Regions from separate parts of the Mus musculus genome. Here region 1 is linked to region 2. A link is a contact called in ENCODE POLR2A ChIA-PET data. All regions are on one chromosome and are shown on one strand. Each heading gives the region's core, a stretch centred on a gene start or an enhancer-like site at or near the end of the contact. The rest is flanking DNA. Distances are from core to core; before and after follow the strand shown. Region 1 overlaps Dock4 (dedicator of cytokinesis 4). Region 2 holds the start of Ifrd1 (interferon-related developmental regulator 1).

Region 1 (3,341 bases), core at 464-2,963, 250 kb before region 2:
CAGGCATGTTCAGGGTAGTATAGCCAGGGACCAAAGAACCGTCCTGTAGCACAGGATTTCTTCTGTAATCCAGGGATGAGAAGAATAGAAGCTTCCTCGTGAGATTAGTTGATAATGCTTTTGAAGCAGTTAGCCTGGGGCCGGGCAAAGAGATCTGCTCATCCGCGGGAGCTCTTCTCACATTAGCTTTACATATTTGACCATCTTTGTTAAATCAACTTGTAAATGTCAAACTCAATAAGAAAGATGGGTTTACATAAAAGAATTTTTCAAAGACTCACTTAGAGGCTATCCAGATCTTTATTGACTCAGAAGTACTGTCCACGGGAAAGAAAAGACAGCTGCTCAGAAGAAATGCTGAACTTTTTTTCATGCTATATTGGTAGCACAGAAGCAATAGGTCACCAGTCCACATCTGCTGTGTGTGTGCATGTGTGAGTATGATCTGTGTGTGTGTGTGTGTGTGTCTGTCTGTCTGTCTGTCTGTCTGTCTGTCTGTCTGTCTATGTCCGTACCCTAGGACCTTTATGGCCACTGAAATGGTCTGAAGGAAAATTGTCCCCACAGGCTTATTGGGACTGTCGTTATTCGAAAGTGTGGCCTTGTTGGAGGAAATGAGTTTCATTCACTTCCTGCAGCCTGCCGATCCAAATGTAGAACTCTCAGCTCATTCTCCACCATCGTGTCAGTCTGCATGCCGCCAAGAAAAAAAAAAAAAGAAACATTTTCCCTTTGCCTCGGTCATCCCAAGTTCCTTCATCGCGCTCGCTCTTTTCCACTCTACTCAGAATCACAGAAAAACCTGTCACTTAATGGAGCTTGCCAAATCATTCACTTGTACAGATCCCGATGGGGTAAACGAGCACATGGAATCCGAACACCATCAACTACAAAGGTGAGCTGAGAGACGCCGCAACGCCAGACACGACATGCAGCTCTGACAAAATGTAATGCAACTTTTAAAACCTGTCTGTTTTTCTTTAGCAAACTCCTCAAAGGTTATTCTAAACAGCTTTTGGCGATTACGATGCGCATTTAGGGTGCCAGGTGTTTGCTAAAAGGGAGGAAGTGTTTCTAGGAGAATCCCAGAAGCATTGCCACCAGGTCAGAGTAGAAATATATTATTGGTTAGGGAGTGTCAGTGAGGCATCCAGCACAAACAGGTTTTTTAAAGAACTAGATATGTGAACACAAACACACCAGAAGCAAATGAAAAAAATGTCTGGCATTCAAAGAATCCCTTCGAGGAAGACGCGGCCACTTCAAAGGGAAGTTGCTCTAGAATCACTACACCATTTTTGACACACAAGGTCATCACAAAAATATTTTCTTCCGCCCCTGCAGAAACCCAGTTTAATTGGAAATATGGAAATAAAGGTGGGAGTTCTGTCCAGATTTAGGAGACAGGAGCTTTATTTAAAACCACTCGAGATCAGGAATTTACCCATGAAACAGGCATCTCAAAGGTGGGATGAATGTTAAACGTACGCTCCTATAATTTTAGCATGAACACTTTTCCAATTAGAGCCTTGATATATTATGTGACTGCTGACATGTTGTTAGTAAACTGACAGGCTGCCAATCCAGATTCTAAGGGAGGCGGCACAGGAAGGTAGTGCTCGCAACATCAGTTTCCTGACTTGCAGTCATTCCAAAAGTCTGAATGAGAACATGCCTGGAAAATAAAATTCCAAAGGGGAAACTAAAGTACAAGAGCTCCAAAGTGAGCCACTGAGCAGGCATCAGTGTAGGAACGGATAATAGCTTCTCCTTCAGAAAGCTCACCCAAAAAGAGAAATAGCGCCTGCCGTGCACAGGGTTGCAGAGCTGCAGACCCAGTCGAGGCAGAAGGAAGTATAGCCCAAGCTGGGTCTGCTGCAGGCTTCAGAACCCTTCAGGGAACTCTGCACTCCCAAAGCATACAACAATCCAGAAACAAGAGAACCCAGAGGGGAAACAACCAGTAGACACAAAACACCTTACTTCCACTGGCAAGCCACCTTCCTTTTTTTTTTTTTTTTTTTTTTTTTTTTTAATATGGAAAGATAATTTGCTTTAATACTGAACAGGGCCCAAGCTTTGCTTTAGCTTTTGAATATACTGAGATCTTTTCTTTTCTTTTCTTTTCTTTCTTTCTTTCTTTTTTTTTTTGTATTTTTTATTTATTAGATATTTTCTTTATTTACATTTCAAATGCTATCCCACTCTGGAAGTCAATCTGGCAGTTCCTCAGAAAATCGGACATAGTACTCCCAGAAGATCCAGCAATGATATCCTCCAGATACATCTTAGGCATATACCCAGAAGATGTTCCAACTGGTAATAAGAACACATGCTCCACTATGTTCATAGCAGCCTTATTTATAATAGCCAGAAGCTGGAAAGAACCCAAATGTCCCTCAATAGAGGAATGGATATAGAAAATGTGGTACATTTACACAATGGAGTACTACTCAGCTATTAAAAACAATGAATTTATGAAATCCTTGGGCAAATGGATGTACCTGGAGGATATCATCCTTAGTGAGGTAACCCAATCACAGGTCATTAGATAAGTGGATATTAGCCCAGAAACTTAGAATACCCAAGATACATTTGCAAAACACAAGAAAATCAAGAAAAAGGAAGACCAACGTGTGGATACTTCATTCCTCCTTAGAATAGGGAACAAAACACCCATGAAAGGAGTTACAGAGACAAAGTTTGGAGCTAAGACAAAAGGATGGACTATCCAGAGGCAAGACACCTTCTAACTCACAGGTTCACACAACCAAAACGTGGCTCTTGTCAGTCGGAAGATAGGTGTAAGCTACCCAGGAGGGAATCCATGGTCTCTCTGAGGAACTCAGAGTGAAACAGAAAACTAATCTGACTGTCACGGGTGTCACTCCCATGATGACAGCATGCGTCTCATGTCTACGTGCATGAGACATTGCAAACTCCAGTCCCAGTGCCAGCTCCTTTCTTTTAAGTGGCTGGGGTCCTCACGGTTGCACCCAGCACTTTGTACCCAAGCACTGCTCTCTCAAATTAACTGACACACAGTGGTCATCTTCCTTGAGTTAACAAAAATGGCTCAAAATAGCACACATTTCCAAGAGAAAATTTTGTTTCCTTGCTTAAAAAAAAAAAAAAAAAGATTCTTGACATAGTGGTCTCCACCTGACTTTAGCTTTGGAGTAAATACAGAGATTTGATAAACTAAAAGATTACTATACTAATTCCAAACACTGATTTTACCCACTTAGTATACTGACATCACTTTACAAACTAATACAATAATAGAAATAATTTGACATGAGTTAGAAAAAAAAGTGCACTTGTGGGAGTATAAAATGTTA
Region 2 (3,231 bases), core at 509-3,008:
ATATCAACTTATCTTGAGAATTAAGCTTGTGGTTATAAGGTGTGTCAACATGTATAGCTCTTTGCCTCACCTACTGAGAACCCTCACTTCATGTCAGATTTCAGGTGTGCCTGTCCAGACACAAGGGACTCAGTGGGGGCCTGTGTCCATGTCTGCGTCCCAGTTTGGTAGCCATGCTCTGTGCAGTTTACTTGTTCTTCAAGAGAACACAGAGTAAAGCAAACCTTGAACGTTGCTCTTCCAATCGAATCTTTGTGAACAGTCCATCTGTGATCGATCTGTAGGAACAGAGAGTGGCAGCAGAGCGTTACCAAGTCAAAGACTTGTGAGGACGAAGCTTCGTGAAGGTGATAGTGTTTGAGCTGGTCTTGATAGACAGAGATAATTCTTAAGATGAAGATGGGGGGTGGGTTAGGGCATTCATGAACAATGAAGTCAAAGTAACAAAAAGAGCCCTGTACTGGAAACGAAGACCAGTTGAGTTCAGGAGAAGAACAAGATATCTAGAAAGCAGTGAGAGAGGCTAGGTTAGGAGGACTGGCAGTCTGTGAGGTTCTGGAACAACTATAAACATAGGTGGATTAGTCAAACAAGACACTTGAGTAAATAATCAGCCTTCCTGGGCATGAAACATTGAAATGGGTGACCTGGTATGAACTGAAGCTATGTATGGCTAGAGATCAAGATACAGCCCTGAGTTTCATTTTAAAATCAATTGCTGGGGGGGGGGCACTATGAACAAACTGAATAAATTACGGTGAATAAATTACAGAATATGGGGGAAGATAATATATTAACTATTAAGAATATGGCAGTAAAGAAAAGGAGAGAAAAATTTAAGTTGGCTTAAGGTACAAGAGGGACATTAAGACGGAGAAAGACTTACTATCATCACTTGAAATAGAATGAAGCCGAGGTGAGAGGTGGAGTGCAGAGTGAGTCACTTGCACGAGTCAGTGAGTTTGTTCTGTCATATGGACAGTATAGGAACCTACTAGCAGCTCCTGAAAACAGGACTGGGTGTTGCGACACGGAAAACAGATCAACGGGAGCACCTTGAGAAAATAAACCCCTTTGCGACTGTTGATATAACTCATGTATGTTTTGCCAGCTGCGAACTTCTCATAAACTCTTATCCCAAACTGACCTCCAAACTGGCAGGTGGAATCAAGGTCACATCTTTGTAAGAAAATCTGAGACTGAATCATCAGTCTCGTTATTTGAGATATTAGTCTAGAATATGAGGTCCACGAACAATACAAGTTGAAGTAGCTGAAAGCATACTTTTTTTGGAGGGTGGGGAGCCCACGTCCCTAAACCCACAGGAGGGTATGGTTGTGCTTGGACAGGGGCCTCATATTAGCAGGGGAAAGGTTGTTACACGTGATCTTACAAGCTGACGTTCATCAAGCTGCATAACTGCCGCATGGCTCATCGCGGTGACTACCCGGGTGAATTCCAGGGCGGACGCCTCGTTGGGACGAGGTCACGACGCAATCGGACTGGGAGGAGCCCGGAGAAGGCCGCGCCCTCTCGCTAACTACATCTCCCAAAGCTCCACGCGGCCCTAAGGCATAGCAGCCCAGGCACCGAGGGCAGACTGAGGCTCTGGGAATGGGAGTCCGAATGCAGGCACCGCCCCAGTGGACGCCGCGGTGGGGAGATCTGCAGCGATTGGCCAGCGAGCGATGGAGGCCCGCCCACGCATGGTGACGACAAGCCGCCGTCTGGCTACTTAAGGCGTCGTGGTCTGGCCACCCCGCCTTCGCTCCCGCGCTAGAGAGAAACATGTATCGTTTCCGCTCGCAGCTCTTCACGGGGATTTCTGCTGCTGCTGCTGCCGCTTCTCACCCGCGCCGCTCCTCGCCTCTCTTGTTAGCCCGAGACTCGCCTCTCAGCCGCCCGCCGCACAGACGCACGAGTAGACAGTGCAGCTCCATCGGCTGATCCTCGCTGAGCTCCAAGTGTAGGCGGCACCGGGCGGCCCACGATGCCGAAGAACAAGAAGCGGAACGCTCCCCACCGCGGTGGCGGGGGTGGCGGCGGCTCCGGGGCAGCGACGTCGGCGGCCACGGCAGGTGAGGGGTGTCCCCACGCCCGGGAGCCGGCTGGCCGGCCGAACGGGAGACCCCGGCCTGGGGCGCGGTGGGACTTGTAGTTCGGTCTTCGCTTCGGACGCCCAAGTCTGCATAGCGCGTGGTACGGCTGAACTGCAGTTCCCATCATGCCCTGGGACTCGCGCTTCTTGAGCTGGCACGCGGGAGCAGTGCTGGAGCTCCGGCCCTGGGGGCGGGGAGAACTGGGACCTTGGGCCGGAGGGAGAGTCAGAATAAGGGTGACCAGGACTTGGCGTTCTTCCTAGACGTCGCTGCCTGCTGTCCGGTTCTTTATCGAGCTAGAGATGGGGCGGAGCGCCGGTGGCTTGCCGCTGTTGCGCTGCCTGTGGCGCTCCCTCCAACATGGAGTTCTCGGGAGTGTCAAACGTCCAGCGGGCTTGGACCGGCTTTTGCGTCACGAGGCCTGAGCTTTGCGTGATGGGGCCAGGGTGACGCAGAGGCACGAGTGGCTTCCATCCCGCTGTTTTCCTGCGCGTCTCGCAGGTCCTCTAAGGCGGGGTAGAGGCGTCGGAAGCCATGGCCACCGCCCCACCCTTAGCGTGGCTTCCACTCCTAACCCGGTACCTGCAGAAACCGGGAGCCCCCGCAGCCCTTGTGCTGCCAGCCTAGCGACCGCGTTCTCCTTTGTGCTGCATTCTATAGGTTCCATGCAGTGATAAGAGGTGGTGAGAAGCCGAGGTTGCAATTGGCTGGAAAGTTAGGGATAAGTTTTTTTTTTTTTTCCTTCCATGCTAAGACAAAGCTTTTTCTGGATGGTTAATTGCTGAACTGAATGTACGATTCTCTTAACATATGGTTGAGAAGAAAAAAAAATGATTGCAGCCGAAGGTCCCTTCTACAAGACTGCACACAAGACATAAGTCGAGTAGTATTGAAATGGGTAGTCATCTCACTAAGTAATTGTTAAGATTATGGAGTTGAATATTGGAATGCCCCCAGTCGTTCCACACCAAGATAATAGCCATTAGGTATTTGTTGACCTAGCTACTACTCTTTGATCATTCGAATGATATTAGAAAAGTAAATGACCAGTTTTCATGTTAAATATTGGAGACTGGCAATGCAAAAGTTTTCCTCCAGGGTCTGGAGAGCTGAAAGCTCTTGATCATGTGTT

Evidence for each region. ChIA-PET counts read pairs that join two places held with the same protein, here RNA polymerase II (POLR2A).
Region 1: POLR2A ChIA-PET joins it to region 2 with 13 read pairs in embryonic stem cell. The contact joins the enhancer-like site here to the promoter of Ifrd1 in region 2. POLR2A ChIA-PET finds 5 or more read pairs at or near these places in 3 of 5 experiments (Patski and embryonic stem cell).

Annotation. Positions count from the first base shown.
Region 1 is chr12:40,470,088-40,473,428 of GRCm38, reverse strand. The region is part of intron 1 of Dock4 (dedicator of cytokinesis 4); the gene reads right to left. Among named protein-coding and RNA genes, the nearest start is that of Dock4, 26 kb to the right of the region's middle. Within about 2 kb of position 1,713, at least 1 of the 3 ENCODE cell types and tissues checked has a DNase peak (open chromatin) inside an H3K27ac peak, as active enhancers do.
Region 2 is chr12:40,221,716-40,224,946 of GRCm38, reverse strand. It overlaps Ifrd1 (interferon-related developmental regulator 1), which reads left to right and starts at 1,758. Exons shown (of 12, transcript NM_013562.2): 1 at 1,758-2,078. The coding sequence starts at 1,991. It overlaps Mir1938 (microRNA 1938), which reads left to right and starts at 2,136; the gene lies at 2,136-2,235. It overlaps Gm7008 (predicted gene 7008), which reads right to left and starts at 1,583. Exons shown (of 3, transcript NR_045157.1): 1 at 1,394-1,583; 2 at 225-278.